Regions from separate parts of the Mus musculus genome. Here all the other regions are linked to region 1. Evidence: chromatin loops called from intact Hi-C (ENCODE). Cell type or tissue: heart. All regions are shown on one strand. Links, peaks and the distances in the headings refer to the core of each region. The heading gives the core; the rest is flanking DNA.

What was found. Hi-C counts contacts between places; a loop is a spot of excess contacts. Peaks named below come from ENCODE experiments on the same cell type or tissue, not always from the same donor. Only the 100,000 strongest peaks of a DNase experiment are listed, where the experiment ranks them.
Region 2: it touches region 1 in a loop (1.9-fold over the local background); 4 of 42 quality-filtered maps call a loop at or near these places.
Region 3: it touches region 1 in a loop (13-fold over the local background); 4 of 42 quality-filtered maps call a loop at or near these places.

The regions. Positions count from the first base shown.
Region 1 is chr11:105,358,417-105,368,748 of GRCm38, forward strand. Marchf10 (membrane associated ring-CH-type finger 10) reads right to left here. Exons shown (of 12, transcript NM_172568.2): 11 at 6,100-6,142; 12 at 2,382-2,783. The coding sequence ends at 2,728. LOC115487808 (a long non-coding RNA gene) reads left to right here and starts at 4,429. Exons shown (of 2, transcript XR_003949780.1): 1 at 4,429-4,833; 2 at 8,064-10,332. In heart, for the core only: a CTCF peak has its summit at 4,603 (motif pointing right); DNase peaks (open chromatin) are centred at 4,175, 4,675, 5,905 and 6,325; H3K4me3 peaks cover 3,322 bases; H3K27ac peaks cover 6,481 bases.
Region 2 is chr11:105,638,404-105,648,735 of GRCm38, forward strand. The region is part of intron 2 of Tanc2 (tetratricopeptide repeat, ankyrin repeat and coiled-coil containing 2); the gene reads left to right. Among named protein-coding and RNA genes, the nearest start is that of Tanc2, 54 kb to the left of the region's middle. In heart, for the core only: a CTCF peak has its summit at 5,801 (motif pointing left); no DNase peak of the experiment used is centred there.
Region 3 is chr11:105,853,692-105,864,023 of GRCm38, forward strand. It overlaps Tanc2 (tetratricopeptide repeat, ankyrin repeat and coiled-coil containing 2), which reads left to right. Exons shown (of 26, transcript NM_181071.3): 11 at 3,706-3,937; 12 at 10,226-10,332. Among named protein-coding and RNA genes, the nearest start is that of Cyb561, 86 kb to the right of the region's middle. In heart, for the core only: a CTCF peak has its summit at 4,574 (motif pointing left); no DNase peak of the experiment used is centred there.

The sequences.
Region 1 (10,332 bases), core at 1,050-9,049:
CCACTGGGCTATCCCTCAAGCCCCTATACATTTTATTTCCAAGGATTCCTTGTCCTCCATCTCCCTCCATGCTTCTCAGTACCAATTCTTGGAAAAATCCTCTCTAAACCTTAAAAGTCAGTTAAAAACCAAGGGCCAATTTTTTTCTGTACAGCTGGGGCCTCCACGTGCAGCCGGAGGTTCCATGTTTGAACACAAGCACTTGAAACTTTGAACTTTATTTAAACCACGGAGTTACTGTCAACGTCAGCAGCGTGTCTAGGATCTACTAGCAAGCAAAGATATTGTTCATCTTTATCTCCGGTCTTGGGTCTTGGCAGCTTGGTTGGACCCTCCTCATTTCCAGGAGTTATATCGTGTTGTTTAAATAGGACATGCCGGAGGAATGGGTCAGGAATTTAGGTAGGCCAGACTAGTCTTCCTAAAGACTCTATTGCTCCCATGCTTCAGCTCCAGGCTGCAGAGCCTTATCCAGAGCCCCCAGGAGAGAGCCAGGGTGGGAAGCAGAAGCTGTTCCAGGAGCATGGGTCTTGAAGGCAGGAAGAATTTTGTTTGTTCAATCTAAATTTTGTTTGTATATTATAACACCACGATTAAACCGTCACTCAAATAAATATTTTTTTCTAAGTATTATTTATTTAGAGCTGGAGAGTTGGCTTAGCAGTTAAAAACCCTTCTTGCCTTTGCAGAGGACCAGGGTTTGAGCATCCACACGGAGGCTCACGACTCTTTACAATTAATTCCTTGTTCTGACCCTCAGCAGGCACCGGGCAAATACATAGTGCATTTACCTGTATGCAGGCCAAACACTCATACATACTGTAGGGAAAAGTTATCAGCTCAGGACCCCCAAGACCAAGTTCTCAGCACGAAGATTTATTAGCCCCAGAGGGCAGGGAATAAGAGACAAGGACAAGAGACAGAGGAGGAGGTCCCCAAGAAGGGGGGGGGGGACGAGGAAGAAGGGGGAGGGGTTTTTGTCCCCAGGGACAAAGGACTGCCTCTGGACAGAGAGGAGACAGACATGGCCCATAGGAAAATGGTGGCTTATAAAGGTAAAAAGAGAAGCCTTGTTTTAGGATGAAGTGTTTAATTTTAATTTGCCATGTTAATTGGGAGCCAAAGGGGGCTTCTGTTTGCTGGTATTAAATACTTTGATAGCTGGACCTTGGTGGTCAACCTCAGGAGGAGGAAGTGGCCAAATAAGGGAATAGACCTTGCTGGCTGGCTTTAGGATGTAATCTAATGGCTTTTAGCAAGGCAGAGGGAATGGGGGAGAAGGGCAAGGCCTGCCAGAGCCAAACTTACCAAACTCAGCTGGCCAGAGTCCCTTCACATATACAATTAAAATAAATCTAAATAATTAAAACCAATGCATCATGGGTCCATTGTGGTGCTCTCTTTCTCTTTTTCTCTCTCACACACACACATACCCACACACATACACACACACCTTTATACTTCAGAATGTCCTCGCCTATTCCCTTCTGACCCTCCTGCCCCGGCCTCCTGACCGCTGGGATCACAGACAGACTTAACCACACATCACCTATGCGGTGCTGTGGATGTGCCTATGGTTCGTGCACGCAAGGCAAATGTCTCTCTTCATTTTACCTTTTTCTTTTTCCTCCTTTTTCTGTCCTGTCCCCTATTTTTGAGGACATCTTTGGAGGGAGCACAAGTATCCTAACACGGTTGTCACACTCCCACACCGCAAACATGCAATTCAATGGATGAGCGCATTTGTCCGGCTCTGTGACTGTCATCACATAACCACTCTGACACCTTCCTCACCTCCAGTTTCTGTCTCCTTTTCATTTCCCAGAGACCACAGATCTGCCTTCTGCCTAGTAGCTTTGCCTTCTCTAGAAATCGCATACAAGTGGAATCATAGACTATGAAGTCTTTGGGACGTAGCTTCTTTAACTCAGTGCACATCTTGGCACGCTACTCTCTACTTTCCACCATATTTTTCTGAAAGCCTACTTTTGTCTAGGTTTCCATCTCTAGATTTTTGAGACTAGGCCTTTCTATACAGCCGAGGCTGGCCTCCAATTTATAATCCTCCTGCCCCAGTGCTGAGATTGCAGGAGTGAACCCCCAGGCTTGGCTAAAGACTTCTCCTTCATGCTTTCCGTTACATACACACTTTTCCTGAAACCAAGCTCTGATCTTTTTAATCACCCTAGGTCTTGTAGGTCTTTGATTACTGAGTCCACACCCACAGCTGATCCTAAGTGGGACCCACTTGCCCCAGCCCATAGGAGCCTGAGATGTGTCACACTCAGGTGGTGGGTAGCAAACAGAAATGAGGCGAGTGGAGTGGGAGGCGGGGTGGGACTCAGAGCTGTCAGCCTGGGAGGAAATAAACACAAAACAAATGGGAGAATAAAGTCAGTTTACTGAATGCATGGCTCCATTCCACTCAGGGTGGGCGGAGGCCTGAACAGAGGGCCTCAGCACTGGGAGCCCAGGCTGCTGGGCTGAGGGGCAGCAGCAGGGCAGCACACGGGGGACTCAGCTGTTTTGCCTGTGCTGGCTGGGATGGTCCCTGTGGCTGCCCACGGATGCTCAAGCCAGACCCCAAGAAGGAGTGGCACGGGTGAAAATGGTAACTGCGAACACATTGGTTTCAATAAAGAGGAGGGAAGAAGGGAGGCAGAGGGGGACACAGAAAGGGCTTCTGGGTGGAGAGGTCTCTGCCGCACTCCACGACCAGCTCCCTTGCTAGATGACCCGGCCTGGGTAAATGTTGCTTGCATTACCATCTCCCGACTCGGAACCTAGAAAGCAAGACCATCTCTCAGGCTGCAGGGCCACAGCAGCTGGGCGCGGCACCACTGCCACTCTTTGTCCCACTCTGGCCTGGAACAGTGTGGGGGAACAGATACTTTAATCTGGGGCTGGGGACTGACTGCACTAGGGCTCCAGCTGGGCCAGGGGCAGCTGGACTGCAGGCTGCTCTAGGAATCTATTTCAGATGCCGGTCTGGTGATAAAGTTTGCAGGCTGAATAGAATAGGTAGAATAGCTGAATAGGTAGAGCCCTTGTCTTCTTCCAGACTGATGTTTCCAAGTTAACCCTGCTGCACAGTGGTGACAAAGAGCAGGGCAGGGTGGCACTGGGAGTGGCAGAAGGGTCCGAGCACAACAGATGGGACAGGAGAAGGGTTCTCCTTATTCTCAGAGAAACTCTTGTTCTCGTTGCTCCTTTTTGTCTTGGTTTGAGGGGACGTTTGCAGACTATGTAGAAACACTTTATCACAGTAGAATAAATAGTGTGTGGGGGAACCAGAGCAAATGACACCTGGCTGTTCACACCCAGACCCTCTCAGCTCTGTTTCTGGTCTCAAGGAGGCCCCGGCCACTCCAGCTTTCTCAGCCTCTCGCCCACAGAGTACTTCCCTTGAAAGCTGGGAGCATCCTGGAGTTGGCCCTCTTGCTTGCCTGGGTTCACCCCACACCTGCATGCGTATCAGCAGGTCGTGAGCCCTCTTCCTGGCCTTAGTTTTGGCTCTGGTGACGGTCATCTGGGCCAGCTGGGAAGCAGCTGTCAGAGAAGCTGTGTCAGGAGCCCTGTCACAGGTTGGCTCACACATCTAAGGATCTGCCTGAGACGCCCTCTCCTCAGTGTTACTGATGGGGGGGGGGTCTTTTGTTCAGGGAGTGGTGTACAGTAAGAAGGCTGACTTGGCACCACAGGGCCACAGACAGCTTGGCACCCTTTGTGCCACCCTCTGTGCCCTGACAGTTTGTCCTTTACCTCTGTGTTTACCTGGACTGAACTGGGATGGCAGGTCACAGCTGTGACTTGGTGCTGGCAGGCCATATTAACCAAATGCTGCCAAGCAGGTGAGTCATGACAAGCTGGAGGGACCAAAGAGGAAGAATGTGGCCCAGGGGAAAGGCTGGCCTCTCCTGGTTCTACTTCTGGTACCTGACTTTTGTCTTGATAGTGGCTTTGGCACAAAGACAAGGTAAGGGCTGCCAGTGGTCAGTCACTGAGGTCCGTGTGTTAGTCCCTCTTGTCCTGGGCTCCGTCCGTACAGCCTGGATTGGCTCTCCCCTCCCTATCAGTATCTGGGAAGTGTAGGCTGGGGGCAGATAGAAGGAACTTGGCCTGTATTTCCAGGAAAGAGCCTGCTGCCCTACTGCCTGTGAATAGTTGATCCTGGAGCTGGGCCAGTTCCAACTGAGACAGCAAATGAGTGGTAGACAGTCAGAGGGACCATCTGCATGGGAGCGACAGAGAAGGAAATGAATACCCTTCTTTCCTTCTCTGTGGAGACTTTTTTTTTTTGTAGTGGTGGTGGTGGAGGTGGTGGTGGTGGTGGTGGTGATGGTGGTGGTGGTGGTGGTTGGTGGTGGTTGAGACAAATGCTTCACTATACAATGCAGCCTGGAATGGAACTCCCCACAGTCTGCTTAGGCCACCACGCTGCCAGCCTAGATTCCTTTCTAAACATTCCCTGGGGATGCTCTTACACTCTCCCAGAGAGAGCAGCCTCCTGTGACAGCAGGTTTAGAAGCCAAGGTTGCCTGTTGCTTTGACCTTGAGTCTGGGGGAGCCCCCGCGGGCTCCCGGATACAGCGGTCGCACGGAGCACTAGGGGGCGCCCCTGCCCAGCCGAACGCTCTCGGACGCGCCCGTCGCCGCAGGTTCCGAACCGGGTAGCGCTGCGGGCATCTTGGAGGCGGGGCGGGGCCCAGGAGACAGGACCCTCTGAAGGTCTCCCAGTTGGGGACCAAGCCCTGCTGCCTGTCACGTCTCTGTAGGATCATGAGGCTCTCGCCGAAGCCACGCTGAGAACCCGTGCGCGGACGCCTGGCCGAGGTGCGGTCCCTGGGAGGTGGTGTGTGCAGGCAGACACACAATGGTCTTTTAGACACCTTACCGCCGCTTTCCTGGGCTGAACCCAGGCGGCAAGGCCGAGTTCTGAGCACCCAGGCGGCAGCCCTGAGATCTCGCTCAGTTGGTCTGGACCTCACATCACGTAGGGATTGGGGTTCCAAGAGCTCCTTTTGTAATGAAGAAGGGCCTTCCCCATCTCTGAACACCGGGAGCCTGGCACCCTAGGACTGCGTGTCCTGAATAGCAAACTGGTTTTCCTAGGATGCAGTCTTGGCCCCACCCTGGGGAGCTCTGGACTGGTGCAGTGTCTCTTCTGGTCAGGTATTTATTTGTGTGTGGGGGGGGGGTGTAGGGGAGGGGTCCACAAAGCATCCCTGCAATGGGCTGCATCAACCCTGCCTGTGGGCTGTGCATGAAAGACACATTCCAGAGCCCCACCCCACCGCTGGAGTGGAGTCTGTGGGAGGGCCCAGGAATCTGTGTTTCGGGTAAGTTCTCGAGATTGTGGATGCCAGCGTGGGAATCACTCTCCTAAAGCTCTCAGGGCTGGGCAGGCTTTTGTAAATTGTCTCCTTGAAGAACCCAGAGAGACCCAGTTGTCACATCCCTCCAATTCCCTGCGACACTTATTCTCTCTGTGGATAGAGTCTTCCTTAAAGCTTGCCTCTGAGCCCTCTGCTTTAATTAGGCTCATCTTCTCCAGGGGGAATTTCTATGGAATAAGAAACCAGTCTGAAGGAGGCTGGAGACCTGTTGGCTTTGTTCAACCTCTGAATCCAACAGACCCACTTGATGTGCTTAATGTCATCAAAATCCAATCAAAACGCTTGCTTGTCAAAGGAGCGCTCTCTTTGGTAATGGCTAACCAGCCTGCTTTTAGGATCTGGGAAGGAAAATCCCAGGCAGGATCCTGGCAGGAAAAACAACAAAACAAAACAAAAAAACCCAACCAACCCTCCATCACGGGCTGGATGCCAGAGGACCTAACAAGGAAAGCACTCTCTTCCGCCTAGTTGACCCTTTCCCTTGGTTTCAGGATGAATTAAAAAATCTTATCTGCTCCACATCCAGCCGTCTTGATTGATTTCCAGCTAAGCCTAACGTTTCCCGAGCTTGGTGGGGTTATGTTGCCTCTGGGTGGTGGTCATAACTTCCTTCCAGGGTAATAGATTCAACACAGGAGCAGAAAAGAGGCAACCTAGCAGGCACCCTTACTGGGGGCAGGACAGGATGCACCCCCAAACCTACTTTCATTTTCTTCCGGTCTGGGTTGTGGGTAATTTCTTGACAACTGTGAGAGAGAAGACAGTGAGACATGAATTGTTTTTACAATGCAGCTGTGAACAGATGTGTACCTCCCTGGCCTCGGAATGTCCTAGAACTCCTGTGACTCGCCAAGGTGCTGGGGATCAGGGCTGCTTTTCTGCACCGATGGAGATCAGCTTGTCCCAAGGACAGTGCAGTGATAACCCGGGTCACCTTTGCTGCTTCGGGCTTCTATATTTGGCAGTGTGAACAGACTCGCTTCCTTTCAGCAATTGATCTGAATAGCAGAATCCCTTTCTGATGGTCCAGGCACAATTTACAGGCTGCGGGGAGGGAGGCTGTGCTAATTGGCCACTTGCCTCGCCACTGGCTTTTAAACAATCGCTTGTATTCTCTGCTCGGCAGGAAGCTGCCGACCCATCCAGGCCCTGGGCTCTCTTTGTTCTGACTTTATGGCATTTTATGCCACAATAAGAAATGCTGTGGACTCCATGGGAGCCATTGTGCCAGGCTGCAAGGATGTGGGCCCTGTCACAGAGGGCTTGGTGCTATTTCCCTGGGAAGAACAGGGACTTTGTGACAGGCTAAAGACAAAACAGGGGGTGCTGGACAATGTCACTGGACAATGTCACCGGTCAACTCCCTGGCCTGGGTGGAGGCACTTCTTGTCCACAGGCTCTTTTCTGTGGCCAGGGGAGGGGGGGGGCAGGGGAAGGATGGGATTTCGTCTAGAATAGCGGGTCTTGGTAACCTGTGGATTATGCATCAGGTGTACTCTACTAACCTCTGATGCCAATGCTCTGGGCGGCCCAGGCAACCTCACTCTGCCCTGAGATTCTGTGGCAGGTGCTCATAGATAGACAGACAGACATCTGACCAGCCCTCCCATGTCACTAGGTATCCCTGTCCTGATGAGCAGAGACCCTTTTCTAACCGTGGGTCAAACCTGAGCTTTCCACGTTTGAGAAGATTTGAGTCCTTGAGACAAGAGTTTGTGTTGTAGAAACAGTTGTAAATGGGGATGGTCTACAGGAATGGACGGACCTGTGGCACCCTATCTGTCTCTGAGGCTGGCCAGTGTGCTCCCTGACCTCTGGTACCACCCTGGCAGAGGACAAAGGGAGGGTACTCTCTCCTTAAGACACCAGTGATCAGAGACAAGAACCAGACCAGGAGGAAGGCCATGATGGAGGTCTGGGGGAGCTGACTCGTACTGAGTGTCCTGTGTGGATGTAAAGGGAAACCCATTTAACTTCACCCTTCAGACCAGACCGTGCCCATCAGACTACAGGGTGAGTTAGGCTGCATGAACCAAGGCTGCCGGGGTCCTGTGGTCCCTGGAGATGCTCCTGACATAGACACCTGAGGAAGGGCCAGCTTTCTGGTAGGTACACAGAATAACATCAATGCTTCCTTCAGCCTGTCCTCTGTGCATGTGCACACACACCCACACACATACATATGCACACACACACACATGCACACACACATACACACACACACACACACACACACACACACACACACACACACACACACACACAGGAGCACTTAAGCACACAGCGGGGGAGGGAGGAAGAGAATATTATCACCCATGCTCTCTGCTGGGCCTCTTATCTCTTTATGCCACACAGCTGGTTTCTTCCAGTCTGCCCTCCAGGTGTCTCCTGTACTTATCACAAATACCAGGATGTCAGGCCCAGGCTGGAAACTGTCCAGTAGCCTCCAGAGCCACCCCTCAGCCTTTCAGCCCTGCACCCTGCCTACACCTCAGGCTCACTTCCTGCCAGCCCCTGCCACACAGCTTCTTGACATCTTCTGGCCACGCAGGTTCCCATATCTCCACGCTGTGTCTTCTGCGTGGGGTCTACCTTCCCAGCCCACTCACCCCAGTCTGTCTGCCATGATCTTTGAGATTCAGGCTAAGCATCATCTTTGCATTTCAGCTGACAAAAGCCATGGCAGCAACATTGCCAAAGCAGGAGGGACAGAGGGCGAAGGACACACCCTGCGAGGTCAAAGGTCAGGCCTTCTCAGCAGCAGAACGGGAGATCCTAGCTGGAGATCTATCTGCCCTGGAGAAGTGTGCAAAAGTGGGATGAGAATTCCTCATTCCATCTCCTCATCCGCTTCAGTCTTCTATCACAACACAGACAAGTTTGTCTCTTGGTCACACATGAGCGTTCTCAATTAATTAACTTATTTTAAAATGTGCTTTACTTTTAAGTGTGTGTGTGTGTGTGTGTGTGTGTGTGTGCATATGAATGCAGGTGCCCTTGGAAACCAGAAGAGTAACAGGGGACTGTGAGCTACTCAAAGTGGATGCCGATAACCAAACTTGGTCTCTGCAAGAGTAGTACTCCATCTTAATGGCCGTGCCATCTCTCCAGCCCCATGTGCTCTCTCTGTAGACGCTGAGCCCCTTATAGCCAGCATTTGTCTTCATTATTTCTGTATTACCAGGATATAATTTAGAACTTGGCACACAGTAGGTTCACAAGATAAATGAGTATACCTTGAAGTCTCTCAACAGATGTGTACTGTCCTTTCTCTAGAATGACACTCAAGACTTGCTACCAGAAAGAAACAGATTCTGATTCAGAAATTCCTTGGCCTGTGAAGCCCATCTGAGCATTTGTTACATCCCAGACACTTTCGGGGCACCAGAGACCCACGGTTCCATGCCCAAGTTGATAAAGAGTAACCACACACCTCACTGTAGCTTTCTTTGGCCCCAGTGTCCCTGGAATAGATAGTGCCCAGTGCATGGTTTGTAGTCAGACATGGGTAACCCTGTGTCTAAATGAGAGACAAGTTTAGAAAGCCTGGTTTTATCTTCAAACAGCACAGAAACTGTCTGTTGCCGGGACCACAGGAAGCCCAGCAAGGCCCAGTTACAGAAGATGTGATATTGATTTCACAGTCTCTGTGTGTTCCCTGGACCTGTGGGTTCTCCAGTTATTCTTATTCTTATTTTGTTTTTACTGTTAAGGCCAGCCTGTTACCTGGCCAGCTTGCAAATTTTACTAATATTATAAGGAAACTTTCTCCTATGTTTCTGTTGCTACTAGGAAACTTTCTCATGCCCAAGCTGCTTACATATTCTGTTATGTCCTGTGCCCTTGGAAACCAATCACGATAGAAATCAGAACTGCTTTGTGTAGTTACCCACAATAAGCTTGGACCCCAACCAACTACCCAGCAGCACTTCCTGCGCCTGTGTGTGAGCTTTTATGGTATTTGATTTTATAAGTTACCCCTGGGATGGACCTCCAACATAAGAGAGACACCCGCACCAATATAAGAAACTGTCTGGAATAAGACTTCTGTTCTGAGTAGTGGTTGAATAGAGTTTAAGTTCCTAAGACCTCCCTGGGAACTGACATCCTACTTGGCAGAGACATGTATGTGGGAAACTGACATCCTGGTTGGCAAGTTAAGACATGAATGTTAGACAAGGCAAGTCCCCTACCTCAGTTGAATACCCCAACCAATGAGGGCAGCATAAGTGTACAACAAAGACGTGTTCCCAAGGAAATCCCTATCCCTAAATCCTGATTAGTGGAATAACTTGGCCCAGATGTTGGTGGATTTTAGGCTTAAAGCCCTGTAGGATCTTAACTCAGCTCCTGAGCCTGGATCGTGGCCCTGATCAACCAGCCCTGGGCCTATACTTCACAAACAATCCATCTCTGACTGAGGTTGGTGTTCATGTGGGTTGTGAGGTGACTCCTGGACCCCCAACGTTATAGAGATATGGATTTTGTCTCTCAACTTGATCTTAAGATCCTCAAAGAAAGGGAGGCATCAGAGTATCACATACAGTCACTTTCTTTGATTGAGTCTCATCTGTGAGAGTTGGTTCCCATTGCTGGCTTGATTAAGAAACACCTAGGGTGTTAATGAGGCTCATCATGGGTGTGTCTGTGAGGGAGGAAGACCCACCCTGAATGGGAGTAGAGCCATCCCATGGGCTGTTGTCTAGGACTAAGTAAAGAATAAAAGGAATCAGGCATGGTGGCACACACCTTTACTCCCAGAACACAGAGAGGGGGGAGCAGACAGACCTGTGAGGTCATAAGCCAGCCTGCTTGGTCTACATATTGAGTTCCAGGCCAAGTGGGGATACACAGAAAGCTCTTGCTTCAAAAAACCAAACAACAAAACGTTAAAAGAGAAAAGCCACTATTCACCTCTCTACGCTTTCTAGTCTGC
Region 2 (10,332 bases), core at 845-8,844, 280 kb after region 1:
ACAACAAAACCAAATTCACACATTATCTTTCCACGAATCCAGCCCTTCAAAGGATAATAACAGAAAAAAACCAATACAAGAACGGGAACAACGCCCTAGAAAAAGCAAGAAGGTAATCCCTCAACAAACCTAAAATAAGACAGCCACAAGAACAGAATGCCAACTTTAACAACAAAAATAATAGGAAGCAACAATTACTTTTCCTTAATATCTCTTAATATCAATGGACTCAACTCCCCAATAAAAAGACATAGACTAACAGACTGGCTACACAAACAGGACCCAACATTTTGCTGCTTACAGGAAACTCATCTCAGTGAAAAAGATAGACACTACCTCAGAATGAAAGGCTGGAAAACAATTTTCCAAGCAAATGATCTGAAGAAACAAGCTGGAGTAGCCATTCTAATATCTAATATCTAATAAAATCAACTTCCAACCCAAAGTCATCAAAAAAGACAAGGAGGAGCACTTCATACTCATCAAAGGTAAAATCCTCCAAGAGGAACTATCAATTCTGAATATCTATGCTCCAAATACAAGGGCAGCCACATTCATTAAAGAAACTTTAGTAAGGCTCAAAGCACACATTGCACCTCACATAATAATAGTGGGAGACTTCAATACACCACTTTCACCAATGGACAGATCATAGAAACAGAAACTAAATAGGGACACAGTGAAACTAACAGAAGTTATGAAACAAATGGATCTAACAGATATCTACAGAACATTTTATCCTAAAACAAAAGGATATACCTTCTTCTCAGCACCTTATGGTACCTTCTCCAAAATTGATCACATAATTGGTCACAAAACAAGCCTCAACATATACAAAAATATTGAAATTGTGCCATGCATCCTATCAGATCACCATGGACTAAGGCTGATCTTCAATAACAACATAAATAATAGAAAGCCAGAATTCATGTGGAAACTGAATAACACTCTTCTCAATGATACCTTGGTCAAGGAAGGAATAAAGAAAGAAATTAAGGACTTTTTGGAGTTTAATGAAAATGAAGCCACAACATACCCAAACTTATGGGACACAATGAAAGCATTTCTAAGAGGAAAACTCATAGCTCTGAGTGGCTCCAAAAAGAAACTAGAGAGAGCACACATTAGCAGCTTGACAACACACCTAAAAGCTCTAGAACAAAAGGAAGCAAATTCACCCAAGAGGAGTAGACGGCAGGAAATAATCAAACTCAGGGGCGAAATCAACCAAGTGGAAACAAGAAGAACTCTTCAGAGAATCAACCAATCGAGGAGCTGGTTCTTTGAGAAAATCAACAAGATAGACAAACCCTTAGCCAGACTCACTAGAGGGCACAGGGAAAGCATTCTAATTAACAAAATCAGAAATGAAAAGGGAGACATAACAACAGATCCTGAAGAAATCCAAAACACCATCTGATCCTTCTACAAAAGGCTATACTCAACAAAACTGGAGAACCTGGATGAAATGGAGAAGTTTCTAGACAGATACCAGGTACCAAATTTGAATCAAGATCAGGTTAATGATCTAAACAGCCCGATATCCCCCAAAGAAAAAGAAGCAGTCATCAATAGTCTCCCAACCAAAAAAAGCCCAGGGCCAGATGGGTTTAGTGCAGAGTTCTATCAGACCTTCAAAGAAGATCTAATCCCAGTTCTTCACAAACTATTCCACAAAATAGAAACAGAAGGTACTCTACCCAACTCATTCTGTAAAGCCACAATTATTCTGATACCTAAACCACAAAAAGACCCAACAAAGATAGAGAACTTCAGACCACTTTCCCTTATGATTATTGATGCAAAAATCCTCAATAAAGTTCTCGCTAACCAAATCCAGGAACACATCAAAACAATCATCCATCCTGACCAAGTAGGTTTCATCCCAGGTATGCAGGGATGGTTCAATATACGGAAATTCATCAACGTAATCCAGTATATAAACAAACTCAAAGACAAAAACCACATGATCATCTCGTTAGATGCAGAGAAAGCATTTGACAAAATCCAACACCCATTCATGATAAGAGTCTTGGAAAGATCAGGAATTCAAGGCCCATACCTAACCATGATTAAAGCAATCAACAGCAAACCAGTAGCCAACATCAAAGGAAATGGTGAGAAGCTGGAAGCAATCCCACTAAAATCAGGGACTATACAGGCTGTCCACTCTCTCCATACCTATTCAACATTGTACTTGAAGTCCTAGACAGAGCAATTAGACAACAAAAGGAGATCAAGGGGATACAAATTGAAAAGGAAGAAGTCAAAATATCACTTTTTGCAGATGATATGATAGTATATATAATTCCTAAAAATTCCACCAGAGAACTCCTAAGCCTGATAAATAGCTTCAGTGAAGTAGCTGGATATAAAATTAACTCAAACAAGTCAATGGCCTTTCTCTGCACAAAGGATAAACAGGCTGAGAAAGAAATTAGGGAAACAACACCCTTCTCAATAGTCACAAATAATATAAAATACCTTGGCGTGACTCTAACTAAGGAAGTGAAAGATCTGTATGATAAGAACTTCAAGTCCCTGAAGAAAGAAATTAAAGAAGATCTCAGAAGATGGAAAGATCTCCCATGCTCATGGATTGGCAGGATCAAAATAGTAAAAATGGCTATCTTGCCAAAAGCAATCTGCAGATTCAATGCAATCCCCATCAAAATTCCAACTCAATTCTTCAACAAATTAGAAAGGAAAATCGGCAGATTCATCTGGAATAACGAAAAACCTAGGATAGCAAAAACTCTTCTCAAGGATAAAAGAACCTCTGGTGGAATCACCATGCCTGACCTAAAGCTGTACTACAGAGCAATTGTGATAAAAACTGCGTGGTACTGGTATATCGACAGACAAGTAGACCAATGGAATAGAATTGAAGACCCAGAATGAACCCACACACCTATGGTCACTTGATCTTTGACAAGGGAGCTAAAACCATCCAGTGGATAAAAGACAGCATTTTCAACAAATGGTGCTGGCACAACTGGCGGTTATCATATAGAAGAATGGGAATTGATCCATTCCTATCTCCTTGTACTAAGGTCAAATCTAAGTGGATTAAGGAACTCCACATAAAACCAGAGACACTGAAACTTATAGAGGAGAAAGTAGGGAAAAGCCTCGAAGATATGGGTACAGGGGAAAAATTCCTGAATAGAACAGCAATGGCTTGTGCTGTAAGATCGAGAATCGATAAATGGGACCTCATGAAGTTGCAAAGCTTCTGCAAGGCAAAAGACACCGTCAATAAGACAAAAAGACCACCAACAGATTGGGAAAGGATCTTTACCTATCCTAAATCAGATAGGGGTCTAATGTCCAATATATATAAAGAACTCAAGAAGGTGGACTCCAGAAAATCAAATAACCCCATTAAAAAATGGGGCTGAGAGCTGAACAAAGAATTCTCACCTGAGGAATACCGAATGGCAGAGAAGCACCTGAAAAAATATTCAACATCCTTAATCATCAGGGAAATGCAAATCAAAACAACCCTGAGATTCCACCTCACACCAGTCAGAATGTCTAAGATCAAAAATTCAGGTGACAGCAGATGCTGGTGAGGATGTGGAGAAAGAGGAACACTCCTCCATTGTTGGTGGGATTGCAAGCTTGTACAACCACTCTGGAAATCAGTCTGGCGGTTCCTCAGAAAATTGGACATATTACTACCGGAGGATCCCGCAATACCTCTCCTGGGCATATATCCAGAAAATGTCCCAACCGGTAAGAAGGACACATGCTCCACTATGTTCATAGCAGCCTTATTTATAATAGCCAGAAGCTGGAAAGAACCCAGATGCCCCTCAACAGAGGAATGGATACAGAACATGTGGTACATTTACACAATGGAGTACTACTCAGCTATTAAAAAGAATGAATTTATGAAATTCCTAGGCAAATGGATGGACCTGGAGGACATCATCCTGAGTGAGGTAACCCAATTACAAAGGAACTTACACAATATGTACTCACTGATATGTTGATATTAGCCCAGAAACTTAGGATACCCAAGAAATAAGATACAATTTGCTAAACGCATGAAACTCAAGAAGAACGAAGACCAAAGTGTGGACACTTTGCCCCTTCTTAGAATTGGGAACAAAACACCCATGGAAGGAGTTACAGAGACAAAGTTTGAAGCTGTGACAAAAGGATGGACCATCTAGAGACTGCCATATCCAGGGATCCACCCCATAATCAGCATCCAAACGCTGACACCATTGCATACACTAGCAAGATTTTGCTGAAAGGACCCAGATATAGCTGTCTCTTGTGAGACTATGCCGGGGACTAGCAAAAACAGAAGTGGATGCTCACAGTCAGCTATTGGATGGATCACAGGGCCCCCAATGGAGGAGCTAGAGAAAGCACCCAAGGAACTAAAGGTAACTGCAACCCTATAGGTGGAACAACAATATGAACTAACCAGTACCCCGGAGCTCGTGTCTCTAGCTGCATATGTATCAAAAGATGGCCTAGTCGGCCATCACTGGAAAGAGAGGCCCATTGGACACGCAAACTTTATATGCCCCAGTACAGGGGAACGCCAGGGCCAAAATGGGGGAGTGGGTGGGTAGGGGATTGGGGGGGAGGGTATGGGGAACTTTTGGGATAGCATTGGAAATCTAAATGAGGAAAATACCTAATAAAAAATATTAAAAAGAAAAAACTCTGGGCTTTAGGGTTACCTAAGAGGATTGAGTGGAATTTCTTCTGAGAGGCCTAGAAAATTGCAGGTTTATAGTTGGGAAAGGAGAGAGGCCATATATACTTAGGCCTTAGCATCATTCATTGCTATTTTATCATCCTTTTTTGAAACTGTCTATGTATTAAAGAAATATTGTTCTATGTTAACAACCTTTTCAGTAAACAATAATGGTGTTGGAATTCTTGATTCTCAGGTAAAGAAAGGCTTCAACCCCGACTCTGGGGTCAGGTGCTCCTTATCTTTCCATAGACTCACAATCCTCCTTGCCTTTCTGCCCTGTCTTCCTATGTAGACGGTCATACACCTTCCAGTAGTAGGAAGATAGCAGGCACTTCATTCTGAAGCTCAGTAGGACCATCAAAGACTGAGACCCTGCCCTTTCTACTTGGTGATTTTCAGGATATTGGTTGTTATTTTAGATTATTCTCATGAAGCAGCCTTACCTTCAACTTTGACCTCCTGCACATAGCATTGTTCAAAAGCTAGTAGAACAACTGGCCTTTTCCTAGATGGCTCTTTTTAGGATTAAAGAAGACTACCCTGAAAGCCACTCGTGCCCCTCCCTCATTCACCTCATATCCTATTAGCCAAATTGTATCCTGTAATCTTTATTCAACCAGTTAATGGAATTGCAATAGTTACTAAGATTCTTTTGCTAATCAGAGATTCCATCCCAAGGTTGAGGAGAGTTGTAGCTTTCCTGGGAGAAGCTACCTAAATAAACTAAAGCCAGGTTCCTGTTAGCACTAAAGAAGGCCATCGTGAAGTCTGCCACTTTGTTTGCTAGTCTTGTGGGTTTATTTATATATTTTAGCCCCCCCTTTTTTTTAAACATACTAAACACACAAGGTCTAGTGAGGAAGTCTGGGCTTTAAAGTTAAAACATGTAAATATGTTTATGCAATTTCTATCTCATTGCCAAATGTCCATACAAGCCATGGAAAATGTGACAATTAAAGATAAAAGTAGGGGAGCAGGAGAGGTGGCTTAGTGGTTAAGAGCACTGGCTACTCTTGCAGAAGATCAGTATTCAAGTCTCATCAGTCATACTCAAGGGGATCTGATGCCCTCTTCTGGCCTCTGTAGGCATCCCCATTCACTTGTATATTAAGTACATGCAGACACACATAGCTGTAAAAATGGAAAGGATTAAAATGGCATTTAAAATCAACCAAACAAGAACAACAAAACACTTATGTAACAAGTACAAACCCAAATTTGTACAGATAGAAAAAGATGGGAAGAATTTGTGTAACTTTAATTTGATATAAAGATTTCATAAATACAGAGGTGTTGAGTAAGTGAGCCTTTGAATTTTTCATCCTTGAAGATCCTCATAGTTACTCTCTGATCTGCAAAGGTGAGGTCTAGGCCTTAGATGAGAAGGTTTTAGTGTGATAGGCCTGGGAAACTAACCCTTGATCATTCCAGAAGATAGGTTTGCATCATTGTTCTTGTGGTGGTGGTGGGGGACCTTTTGCTAGTCTGAAATAAGAGCAGATGGGAGATTTCCATTTACCTTTTCTTTTGAAAAACCTGTTTTTTAAGGTACTTTTTAAAAAAGAATTTCTAGGGGCTAAATTTTTTCAGATTCAAATATTAGTAACAAAGTTTTCTGGTTGTTTTTCTTTGGCTATTTTTACATCACCTTCCATCCTATAAACAAAACACTTGGCTAGGTATGTTCACTGGAAGAGAAAGAAATAATATTGGGGTAGGGGTTGGCACAACTGATAAATTTCAAGATAATATCTGAATGTATTGTTTTGCTCCAAAAATTTACTATATGCCTTATTCTGTTACCTGGTACCATTCATATGTAGACGGTCCAGTCATTTTCTCGGGGTATTGTATTGTCATTCTTTGACTTCTCCTGAAAGTGGATGGCATGTGCTTAGTAAAGGAGATGTTTTTGTTAACTTCCAATAGAGCTATGCTCTAGAGTAAGAAGACACTAAAACATTTCTTCTCTCTCTCCCCTCTTCTTTTTGTCATCTTTGTATTTTTGGATATATGACTGAGAAGGATAGATAGGCAATGGAAATTAATGAGGCTGTGAATGGGAATGGAGCCTCTTACCTGTGTGTTTGATTGAGTTTCTTACCAACAAGAATTCCAGCACAATTAACAGCATTTGCTGTGAAGGTTGCTGGTTTGAAAAGAAAATTCATTTATAAAGAGATCTCTTCAAGTAGCAACTAGTCAGGTGTAAGGGTTGTGTTATACCACCCGAGAGACCTCATTCCTTTCCCAAGTTATTTCCCGGGAAGCTCAAACAAGACTGTTAACTCTGTTTACAGTGAGGATACTTTAACTTCCCTGATATCTAGACTTTTACTTTGTCAATTGTAGTCTTGGTGGGTGTCCCTCAGGAAACACCTAGTGATCTCATTTAGTTAGATGTCTTAGGAACACTTTGAAGATAGTAACTTCAAACCTCACCAAAATCCTGTGTGACTGCTGTTAAAAATAAATGAGCTATGTCTCTTGGAGAAGCCCTTGTTCGTATGGCTTGTCTTTCCTTCTGAGTGGTTTTCTCATCCTTATACTCAAACTCTGTATTAAAAATACCATTTTAAAAAACTAACTCTGCTTCATAGATAGATGAGTTTTTGAAACTCTATTCTATATAAAAGCCACAAGTCCTTGCTTGGTCTAAGGCAGGGTCTTTAGAAATCTAGGGGAATTCCTCAGGCAGCTCCACCTCCTGCCTCTGTTTCCCAAAACATGGATGCAATGAGCACCTACTATATGAAGTATTGAAGTACTGAGTATTCATTCAGACTGGAAAGAAATGTAGCAGTTTTTGGAGGAGGTGGTGATTATTATTGTGTCCTCGGAGTAAGCTAGCCAGTTCCACAAGTGGGGGACGAAGTTTGAGGCATAGGTAATGCATAAATGCATGGAATCGTAAGAAAGTTTGACACATTTAGTGAAGGCCCCTTGATAATCTGGTTGGCTGACATTTCTTATGTTTTTTTTTTAATTATTTAGTCCAAATAGTGGAACATAACTACCAACATCTAATAGTTTAGGAATCAAAAGGGAGATTTGGGCCAAATTCATAAGACCCATTGTAACATGACGGTTGATGAATTAACTCTGGTCTAACTTAGATCTGGTATTAATCCTTAGATCAAGCTAGTTATACTTTTGCTAGGAATTAAGTTTGTGATTATCCTCTTTTGGATAAGGTGCCAATTCTAATGAAAATCAGCTGTCGAAGAGAGGCTATAAATTTGTAGATAGAGTGAAGGTTGGCAAAAGGCAGTTCTCAGAAGGGGTGGGGGTGGGGGTGGAGTCTGAACACAGGAGTGTCTGTCCTTATGGAGGTAGTGTCAGCCACTTTGTTCACATGTGGGTGTATTTCACTTGGATGCATTCACTGACCAAGAATCTATTACTTTGGATTTTGTATGGAGAGTCTACTATGTAGACATGATTGATGAGATCACTGTCCACTGGTGGTTGAACTTGATCTTCATTTCTCTTGCCCTCCCCCAGGGCTCAAAGGGTTAATGCTGAAAGTTCCTACCAATTATATGGTTAATCCCTATCCTGAAGCTGTCATAAGGCTTTCAGCTACTGGCCATATGGTTAACACATAGAAAAACACTCATCATCCCTGTCTTAAAATTCAAGAGACCTAGAAGCCTTGTATCTCTAAGCAAGGGACTGGGACGAAATATGACAAAACATTGTCCTGTCCTGTCGTCCTTCTTAAGAAAATATAAGACTTTTAGGAACTCTATTAGGAACAGAGGGCCCCCCCAATACTTCTACCGTGTCACTTTGTCTTCATTATGTAGTCCTCAGAATTTATGTTCAAGGATAAATACTATGTCTGTGACTTTGGTGACTGGTGAATGGTGGTGATGTTCATTTAGGTTTAAAGGGAAAAGTAATGAATTCTTTTTTTGTAGATGTAAAGTTTGAGGTAATAATGAGATAACAAGGAAGTTTGGCGAATGTGTTTGGTAAGGCCTAGGAACTCATAGGAAGAGATCTAGATTTGGAAGGTAGAGCTATTCAATGGTACTACAAGTTTGTAAAATGTATCATAAGGTGTGTGTATATATGTATATGCGTGCATGTTTGTGCTTGTATGCAACTATTAACATTTAGTTTATATCAATGCTATAGGTTAGCATAGTATTTCATAGTATTTCTTTGTTGTTACACTTCTCCATCCACAACCCTGGAAACCAATGAATTAGTCTTCATCCTAGTGGTTTTTATTTTTATTTTTAGAATGTCACATAAATAGAATATTACAGTATATCACCTTTTAGGCTTGTTTCTTTTTTTTTTTTCTTTGAGACTCATCCAAGTTGTGTCAAGCAGAAGGCTTTTCTTGTTGCTAACTGGTATTTTCATTGTATAGGTTCATTACAAATTGTATTCATTCATCTACTGGAAAACATTTGGGTTCTTTTTAGTATGAAGTGATTATGAAATGTAAATACTGATACACCTAGGTTTCATTTTTTAAGATTTATTATTTTTAACTATTTATAGATGTTTATGTGCAGATAAGTGCAAATATCTCTTGCAAGTCAAGAGGCATTGGATCCCTAGGAGCTGGAGTTGTAGAAAGTTGTGAGCTGCCTAATGTAGGGGCTGGGAACTGAACTTAGGTCCTCTGGAAGAGTAGCAGGTACTCTTAACCACAGAGCCATCCCTCATAAGGATACATTTTCATATTTCTAGGTTATCAGCTCCTAAGAGTGAGACGGTTAGTTTATATAGTGCATGTATGTATGTTTAACTTTAGAAGAAACTACCAAACTATTTTGTAATGTAGTTATAATGAACTCATTCCCATGGCTTCATATCTATTGGAGCATTTGGTGTTGCCAATTAAAAAATAAACTTTGGGCACATTATTATGTGGTATGTAGTGGCATCTCATTTTATTTTGTCGCTTTTGTCAGTGAGACAGGATCTATTATGTAGTCAAGGCTGACCTCAAACTTAACAGCTGTTTGGGAGGCAGGGAAGTGGGGTGGAGAGTGAGGTTTGGAGATCCTTATACAGAAATTGCAGAATTAGCATATGGGAAACCAAGTTGGCACCAAGGAAGTCTAGAAACTCCTGGCAAAGATGGACTGGCTCACATCACTGGCACAGGTACAAAGGTCTAAAAGTAACCCTTGGCTCATTATAATGCTAAAATGCATACCCCTAGTAATGATTTAAGATTTAATAAGATATGCATGAAGTTGTATGTAGGATTGCGTTTAGCAGGTAGAGCTCACATTATACAACAGCCAGAAAACCTATGTGCTATATATGAGTTATTATTATTATGAAATAACATAAAAGCCCAGATCATTTATAGGGCAGGCTCTTGAGCTGCTGAACTCTCTGCTCTGCCTGGGTCCTCCCTTGGAAGTATATTTTTTAGTCTGCTGTGCTGTTCTGCTGCCATTTGGTATTGTTTGCTCAGCTCTTTGTTCAGACACAGGAACGTAGAATGTTGGTGGTGTTCACCCATTCTCAGTAGCAGCTGATGTCAACTGTGCTTCTGCCTCAAGTGTGGCACACCAGGAGTGCGTCACCATATATCATGTGTAGCATAGCATACCTAGCACATAGGGTTGCTGGCC
Region 3 (10,332 bases), core at 1,396-9,395, 500 kb after region 1:
AATATAGTTTCAACCATGGGTCTTCAAAATTCTCTGAGCTCCCAGGAGGGAGAGAATCTGGAGAGGTTTCAATAGTTGAAAGTGCTGGTGGATCAACAAGCCAATTCCAGTATTTTAAAAGATTCATCCTTGTACTTCTGTTACTCTAGAACCACTCCTGGTACCAACTTCTGTATTAGTCAGGGTTCTCTAGAGTCACAGAACTTATGGATAGTCTCTAGATAGTAAAGGAATTTATTGATGACTTACAGTCGGCAGCCCAATTCCCAACAATTGTTCAGTCGCAGCTGTGAATGGAAGTCCAAGGATCTAGCAGTTACTCAGTCTCACACGGCAAGCAGGCGAAGGAGCAAGAGCAAGAGCTAGACTCCCTTCTTCCAATGTCCTTATATTGTCTCCAGCAGAAGGTGTAGCCCAGATTAAAGGTGTGTTCCACCACACCTTTAATCCCAGATGAAAGGCGTAGCCCAGATTAAAGGTGTGTTTCTTAAACTCGGAGATTCAATCTTCTGGAATCCATAGCCACTATGGCTCAAGATCTTCAAACCAAGATCCAGATAAGGATCTCCAAGCCTCCAGATAAGGGTCACTGGTGAGCCTTCCAATTCCAGATTGTAGTTCATTTCAAATATTGTCAAGTTGACAACCAGGAATAGCCACTACAGTCCCCAATGAAGGAGCCAGAGAAATACCCAGGGAGCTGAAGGGGTCTGAAGCCCCATAGGAGGAACATCAATATGAACTAACCAGTACCCCCAGAGCTCCTTGGAACTATACCACCAATCAAAGAAAACACATTGTGGCTCTTGCTATATATGTAGCAGAGGATGGCCTACTCAGTCATCAATGGGAGGAGAGGCCCTTGGTCCTGTGAAGGCTCTATGCCCCAGTATAGGGGAATGCAAGGAACAGGAATGGGAGTGGGTGGGTTGGGGAGCAGGCAGAGGGGGTAGGGGATAGGGGATTTTCAGAGGGGAAACTAGGAAAAGGATAACATTTGAAATGTAAATAAAATATCTAAAGAAGGAAGGAAGGAAAGAAAGAAGGAAGAAACAGCTAAAAATGAGATTAAGACAAGAGATCTTGAGAAAAAAAGAGTCCATGCAGGGAAAGGGTTGTGCCAGTTGGTTTATTAAGGTAGACGGATTCTGAGCCATTTCTGAGCTATAACTATAATGAGTATAACAAATTCCTCAAAGCTGTAAAGTGCTGTATAAATGTACCTTTTTCCCAGTGTCATGAGAGACTCAGGAAAGGTACATACATTTAGGCTTGCTCCCTGTTTTTATAGATAGGAAATATTTAGGTAGTATCAAATGACAATTTAGAGGGCTGGAGAGATGACTCAGTGCTTAAGAGCACTTGCTGTTTTTCCAAAGGACCTAGGTTCAATTCCTAGCACCCACATGGCAGTTAACAATTGTCTGTAACTCCAGTTCCACGTGATCTGATGCCATCTTCTGGCCCACAAGCATCAGGCATTTTGATACAGGCTCACTGAAACTGTAGCTCATGATAAACTATGCTAGCTGGCAGAGGTCTGTCTGTCTACACCTACCCAGCACTGATTTTACTGACACACAGCCTTTTAGACATGGGTGCTGTCATTTTATCTGACTGAGACAGCTCAGTGCCTAACATAGTTTTCATGGAATTTATTTACTTATACATACCACGTAACTACTTTGAAATGTGCAATTAATAACCTATTTTGAATCATCTTGCAAATCTGAAGATATTGAGTGGATTTTCTACCTGAATTCTTCAAAGAAATCAAGACTTTATATTTGGAATGCCAAATACTAAAATTAAAAGAGGAGCAGCTTTAGAATCTATAACTGTACACTGACTTTTGTTAAATGAAACCTCATTAATCCAAGTCCACATCTGACAGCTTCCGTGTAGTTCAGTGACAGAGTGCTTGGCAGTAAATATAAGTGCCTGGGCTCCATTCCCAGTACTGGAAACATCTCCAAGTACACATAATGATTTTTAACAAAATCAGTAAAAGAAAGTTTTATAATCTTTATCTGTAAAATAATACCTCACTACATTACATAAAAAGCAAGTTATACAAGGCTCGCTGAGCTGTGCATTGCCTCCACATCTGGAATCAATTGAAGCAAAGTGTGGTGAGCCTACATGTTGATTCAAAGACCTGTGTCTGTGAAGACAATAACCACTGGCTGCACAGTTGGCTGAGAGGACGAGGTTTCCCTCTAGGGAACACTGTCTTTAACATAGATAATAAAGCAGAAACTAATCACCTAAAGAAAAGGATGGAGCTCTAAATACAACCTCTGGTTTCTAGTCCTCCTATGGAGTTCAGACTTCTTTGTTTCACTCATAAGCAATTCCTGTAGTTAGCTTTAAATATACAATAACATCCAATATTATTTGATTTCCTTTATGTTTAATGAGAAAGATTTTTACTGCTTAAAAGAGTTGACATTTACAGAATGTATTAAAGAGACTACCACACTTACAGATTAGGAGGTTTGTTTTTTGTTTTTTCAGAATAGAACGCCTCTGCTGTAAACTTGTCTAAGAGGGAAGTAAAGAACAGCATTCCCAGTACGTTCATGAGTGCTATTGGGATGTCTGAGCTACCTATAGGCACAAAGTTAGTTGCTAAGTGAGCACTCAGCACAGTGATGGTGGTACCGCTTAAGATGAGTGTGGACGTGGTGGTGACCATGATGAAGAGGGCAAAATCAGCTAATGTCATTACCCTCTTACTGTGTTCTAAGCACCTTGTCAGACTCTTTCCATAAATCAAGCTTGAATCTCTCCTATTGATGCCATGTTTTCTACTGTATGCAATCACTTTTCTTGGCAGTAATGAGCCAGAAGAGTAATCTATATTAAAGTCACTCTCTGTGCTAGGCGTGAGCAGGTGGAGGTGGAGGCAGGAGGATCAGGAGTTCCAGGCCAGCCTCAGCTCCATGAGTGCAACCCTATCAAAAAGAAGGAGGGGTCTTTTTTGCACTTGCACTTGAGGCAAAAAAAAAAAAAAAAAAAAAACAACCATAACAGAAGATATGGAGTAAATTCTGTGCAACTCTAATGGACAGCTTAAAACAGACAGACAGACAGACAGCCCAGAACCTGAATGTTATTAATACTCTTAAACTCTTAGAATTTAAGACCCACATTTAGCAAAAATCTCACCTTTTTCCTTCTTTCCTTTTTTCTAATTTTGGTACTTTTCCTCTGTTTGAATTTTCAGAAACTGTTCACTGATAATTTTTAGATCTAAGTTATTTTATTTTATAGGCTCATCTTTTAAAGAACAGGACTGTACCATAAAGTGATGTGAGCATGTGTATCTCTTGAGACTACCATGGTTTTCCTCACTGTTTTATTTCTAATGCTTTGTTACAAGAGTAGACCTTTCTATACTACTGTGTGGAATAAATGTTTGCAATATTAATGTACCTCTTCCTTCTCAGTCTTGCTTCTTATCTCATACAATCGAGAAGGCGTAGCCCATTTTATTTATAAACTTTAATTTTAGGTTGTTAGAATATATACATGTATTATGTCTAATTTTTGACTGTGCATAAATTATGCAGTTGCATTAGTGGCTTTTATTTTTATTTGAAAAAAAATTGAGAAAATGGAGAAACCAAAGACAGTGTTAGGGTATGGTCATATGTAACCATAGCTGCTAATAAGCCTGTTTGCAATCTCATCTTTCCATAGGTGGTTGCCTATCACTATTGCCAGGCAGATAATGCCTACACCTGCCTGGTACCAGAATTCGTCCACAATGTTGCTGCCCTGCTCTGCCGCTCACCTCAGCTGACAGCTTACCGGGAACAGCTTCTTCGGGAGCCTCACCTGCAGAGCATGCTAAGCCTCCGGTCCTGTGTTCAAGATCCCATGGCCTCCTTCCGGAGAGGAGTCCTAGAGCCCTTGGAGAACCTCCACAAAGGTATAAATAAGGTTGAAAAGAGCCGTGGTCACTTGCGTTGTGATATAGAAATGATTGTGTTTATTACATTGTCAGAACTAAATGTTCTATAGCTGATGTCTACAGAGTACAGCATGCAGAAGACTTTTCTTGGGTAGAGTGTGATAATGCACATATGTAGTCCCAGCATTTGGAAGAGGCTAGGGTAGGTGGACTGCTTCAATCCAGGAATTAAAAACAAACCTAGGCAATGTAACAGGACGCATTTCAAAATAACAAATCTATGTAGAAACTGATCCTTCCTCCTTCCTTTGTAAAAGTTCTTATTTTGATTTCCAAATAATTTTAGTTTTCTTATAATAAAGGTAGTAGAGCTTCTAATCCTTTCTGTGGAAGTAGAATTAATCAATAAAGTTGCTGCTCCATCTCACTCTTTCAGAGTTTGTAGGGCTAGAATCTATAGTTAGAAAATATCTGCAGTACATTTATTATGCCACCCATGGCTGCATACCTCACTCAGTATTGACACTAGAAATCACTTACTGTTCACTTGGAAGGTATGTAAAAAGGCACATGGACATTTTGTGGTACATAAATTGTATCAGAAAAGCTAGTGGTTGTTAATGAAAATGAAATGAGTGGGCTCTGTCTCCCTCTTGTGCTCATGCCTTACCTTTTCCTTTCCAGCCCTGGTACTCACTGAAGCCTAAGCACAGTCATCTCCTTAAACCTCTCTCCACATTTTTTCACCTTTTAAATTTTTTATTTTTAGTGTGGGGAGGCAGGTTGGTGTGGAGCATTGCATCCATAATACAGCTATATGTGAATGTACACATCCACATGTAAAGAGGCCAGAGGAAGAGGCTGGTGTCTTCCTCTGTAGCTCTCTTCATTAATTGTCGTAACGCTGGGTCTCTGACTGACTGACCATTGAGCTCCTGAATCTTCCTGTCTCTCCTCCCACCCCCAGCACTGGGGTTTCTGGCATGTGCTGCCATACTCAGCTTTTTACATGTGTGCTTGGGAGTCCAGCTTTTGCATAGCACTCTTTTTTTTTTAGATTTATTTATTTATTATATGTGAGTACACTGTAGCTGTCCTCAGATACCCCATAAGAGGGCATTAGATTTTGTTACAGATGGTTGTGAGCCACCATATGGTTGCTGGGATTTGAACTCGGAACCTTCGGAAGAGCAGTCGGCGCTCTTAACCACTGAGCCATCTCGCCAGCCCCCTGCATAGCACTCTGAGCACAATGCTGAGTCGTCCACTACACACTGTGGGCATGCACCCCAAGAAGGTAAATACTGCAGCAGTGTTGTCCAAAACAGTGGACTTAAAATAGAAGTCATTAACAATACTTAAACCTTAAATATGTATAGGTGAGCCTCTTCTAAATAACCTATAGGTCAAAGAGCAGGTCATACAAAGAATGTTTAATATTTCAAAATGAATGATGTAAAATAACTTGTGTGAGTTTCTTTCTTAAACTAGGAAAATAAATTTAATTAGTATAAATAAGGAAGTGATCTTCTAACAGAAATGATTGAAGTAGAAAGTTGATGTGAAATTGGATAATCAAGCCTCAACAAGACTGTTCAAAAAATATGGGAGAAAAACATGAATTAACAGCAACATAAATCAAGAGCTGGTACTACAGTTCATAAAAATATTTTTAAAAATAAACCATTATAAACAACCTTATCACAATAAAATTCAACAAACTGACTAAAGTAGACAGGTTATTCTTAAAACACACATATTGCTTAACATATTTTAAAAAAAAAAGAAAAGGACATTTCATGATTTAGTCAGGCAAGCATAACACTGATGGACATCAAAATGTCAAACATATGGATCTTTTAAAAACTAAAGAAAGAAGAAGTAGATTATACACCATTATTCCTCATGGCTATCATAACAAAATCGTTGAAGAAGAAAAAAGCTAATACCGAAGTTAGTTTCTACTTGGTCAGGATTACAGTGTTAGCTTAACATTTGGAAGTTAATCTATATAATTTATCATATTAACAAAGGCTCATCCATATAATTATCCTAATAAGTACATAAACCCAGATGTCCATCAATGTAATGAATAAACGGATTGTAAACTTGTTCAATGGAATTCTTCTTAGTAATAAAAAGAAACAAATACTACATTCAACAGTGTTAGTCTCAGAGGAAACAAATGTGTGTAGCCTGTGGTGATCGAATTTAAACACTGGCTAGCTGCCCTTTGATCACTGACAGGAAGGATACCTAAGGGAATTTTCTTGAATGACAGAAATGTTTTTCAATTTGACCAGGTTTTTAGTTGCGTGATTATATATATATTTACCAAAACTTATCAGAGTATATAATTGAAAATTATATATCAGAGTATATAATTGAATTAAAAATCATATATACATATCCTCAGGTAGCTAGAGTTTTCCTCCCAGGGGAGTTTTACGGAAAATACTTTTCAATTCGTAGTCAGGAATTAGATTGTTAATAACGCACTTCTCCTTTAAAAAAATATAGACAGTATTTTCCAAAATTTTTAAAGATTCCAAAAGCTTCCCAGTGGGCATTTGCTTCAGCCACCAATATGAAGTGAGAGAACAGGAGCACCAGAGCAGAAAGGAGGTGATTCTGAGGGACAGACAGTGGCTGTGGGTCTGTTAGCGACTCCTGTGTGCTGTACTCAGAAGCACACTAAGATGCAGTTGGGATTTCAGCACTCGCTGTTTCCTCTTCTCATTCAGTGTCTGTAATCATTACTTATCTCCGGCACCTATGTACAGTCCTAGAAGGGACTACTAGGGAAGACTCCAAAGATTTACTAAGGGTATATGTAAGCAAAGGCAATGAGGAACACCAGGGGATGTTATTTACAGGGGTTAAAGCAAGATTAAAAGCCTGGGAAACTTTTCCAGTGACTTCTCAGCTAGAGCAGTGACTCATAATTTAAAAGTCTCAGTTAGTCCATGACAAAATAAGAAAATGAGACTATCTAGAATTTGAGTGGTCATAGATACAGATTTTTAAAGTATAAAGAAGTTAATATATTTATTTTTTAATTAAAATTTTTTTCTGATGTAAAATGAAGTTTATTTGGGGCATGAGAAGGGGGCGTTGAGGAGAGAGTAGAGGCAGAGAAAGAGGGGACAGAAAAGGATGGAGAAAGAAAGGGAAGGAAAAGAGGAGGAGGCCAGAAAGAGCTAACATTTGTCTATGAAATAATTCTGATAATAAATAGTAGTTTCAGACTAGAGAAATGGCTCAGCCATTAAAGACTAAACTCACGATCAAAAAATAAATAGTATCTGCATTTTAAATGTTCATACATTTAAATGGCAGAATATAAAATATCAATTTTTGTTTGTCCTTACTTTATTTTAATTTTTTGGTTTTTTGTTTGTTTGTTTGTTTTTGTTTTTGTTTTTCGAGACAGGGTTTCTCTGTGTAGCCCTGGCTGTCCTGGAACTCACTTTATAGACCAGACTCAGAAATCTGCCTGCCTCTGCCTTCCAAGTGCTAGGATTAAAGGCATGCGTCACCACTGCCCAGCTATTTTAATTTTTAAAATTCTTTTAATATTCTGTAAAAGCTTGAAAATGAATATAAAGAAGCATTCATATAAGGCTATTGCATTTTAAAAGCAGTTTGAAGACATTAAAGTCTCTTCTCTTAAGTGTATAACTCGTGAATCTCATTAGACAAAAAAAGAAATTATTTAGCAGTGTCTTTCATTTTTTACAATGTCTATAGTATTAGAAGTTTTGTATTTTGTTTTAAATTATTTTTAAAAAATAATATATACTGATGTCTTTAATAAACTTATCTGTTGACATCTTATAAGCCTGCAACCCTAGGTAACGCCTCCCAAGAATGGAAGGAAAGTCTCAAGCAAGAAAACTTCACAGGAGTTTAAAAAACTGTCATTATCCTGATAAAGGGACAAACGTTTTCTTTCTTACAGGGCTAGAGATCAAATCCAGGACCTTCTGTATGGTAGACAAATCCACCACCCAGCCCATATTAGTCCCCACTTTAGAGAGAAGAAATATTTATGTTTTATTCATGGAATAAATAATGTACTCTATTGAAAATTTCTGTGAATAAAATTTAGCTTTATTAGCAAATTAATTGTTTCATTCATTACAATATCCAGGGCCAATGATATGGCTCCTCTGTGGGCAAAAGCACTTTCCTCTGAGCCTGCCAACCTTAGTTCAATCACATGGTAGGAGAAAACTGACTATACACACACACACACACACACACACACACACACACACACACACCACATCGCAAATGTAATTTTTAAGAAGTGTTTGAAATGTTTCTCAAAAAAAACAAAACAAAAACAAAAAACTTTTCTACAGGGGAATTGTCATCAGCCTTTTGGTCCCTGTGAGGATCTTGGCTTAGGAATCACCCAGGTAAAGTGTGAAGGGAGAGTGCCACACTTCCAGCAGTCACCTGGGGAAGGAAGAACCACTTTAACACTTGGCTGTTTCCACTGTGAAAATGTTCTCAGGCCACCACCGGCTGAACAACTGCTTTTGAAACTAGTGAGCTCTCCTGAAGCAGCATACAACTTGTCCAGCAAACTAGGCGGTGTGCAGCCAACCAGATACATCTATTTTCTCTGTGGAAATTAAGATACAATTAAGTTTCAGGGAGCCAGAGTTCTCAAAATCAAGCATGTAATAATTCCAGTAGTTTAGGTAAATTCCTCATTCCAAGTTATTCCTCTATTACTTCATTTTTTAACTTAAAATTTTCCTTAATTTTTGGAGTCTCTAAAAGACTATTTTGTTTTCTTGGTGCCAAGTCATTAATACTAACATTTTATTTAAAAAAAAAAACTTGAAAGTAACAAGTTAAAATTATCTGGCCTGCATCATTGGGAAGAGAGGCCCATTGGTCATGCAAACTTTATATGCTCCAGTACAGGGGAACGCCAGGGCCAAGAAGTAGGAGTGGGTTGGTAGGGGAGCAGGGTGGGGGGAGGGTATAGGGGACTTTCGGGATAGCATTTGAAATGTAAATGAAGAAAATACCTAATAAAAATTTTGGGGGAAAAAGTGATTAAACTTTAGCAATATACAAAAAAAAGATTATCTGGCCTGGAGCTGGACAGTGGTGGCACATACCTTTAATCCCAGCACTCGGGGATGGGAAGCAGAGGCAGGCAGATCTCTGAGTTTAAGGCCAGCCAGGACTACACAAAAGAACCCTGTCTCAAAATATATATATATATATATATATATATATATATATATATATATATATATATATATATATATCTGGCCTGTGGATATAGCTCAGTGTGGAGTGTTTACCCATCATGCAAAAGGCCCTGGTTACAATCCCAAGTATTGACAAAAGATACACAAACACCTCTTCATAATTTGAGAGTTGACATTATAGTATTGGTAAAATGAAATTAAGTTCTTAGTGCAAAACTTGAAAAAACTGTGAGCTCATATGTAGAACAAAATAGAATAGTTTGTTTTTTACTTTTAAAAATTAAAAGAACCAGTGTTTTACAGTAGTCTGAACCTTTTATTTTGAACCTAATTTCATTTTTCCTTTAAATTCAACCTTTCTTCATTAAATAACCAGAAGTATTCAATATTAGTTAAGAGCGAAATACCTAATAAAAAATGGAAAAAAAAAAAAAGAAAGTAAAGCAAGAAAAAAAAAAAAAAAGAATTGATACACACTTAATGAGAGAGTACAGGCCTGAAATCTCACTAAGCACCCTCGGCCTGAACCTAAAAATAAGTTAATTCCATTAGTTTAGAAGGGAACTAAATGCCAACGGTTCTCTGACAGGACTGCCCCTGGGAGACCAGTGATGGGACTGTCTCAACATCTAGGATCTTGAGATCTCACCTGCCAGGTCCATCCATGTTCCATCCTCTCTTCCCAGAACTATACTACCTCAGTCTTTAAGGAATTTACAAAAGAATATGTGATGTTATTTTCTTTATGCTATGATAGAAACAGTCTATTTAGCTTTTACGTGTGTGGGAGAATAGTGAAGTTCCACATTCAAGAGCTCATAACTCCAGCTGTCAGACTCTTACAATGAAAATATGGTATTCCTGAACCTATAATACACATGCTCATATACCTGTGACTTGATGAAAAGCCAAGTAATTCACCAAATGAATGATTACATGTCTTTATAATAAGTTATACACTCTGAGCATTGTAATACATTTTTTCCAGACTGATCTGTGGTCAAAGACCCAATGAGAACTCACCTATCCACTTGGTAATTGTGAAGTAATTTGTTTCTTTCTATCTTAGAGAGAAAAATCCCAGATGAAGATTTCATCATTTTAATTGATGGATTAAATGAAGCAGAATTTCACAAACCGGATTATGGGGATACAATTGTATCATTTCTAAGTAAA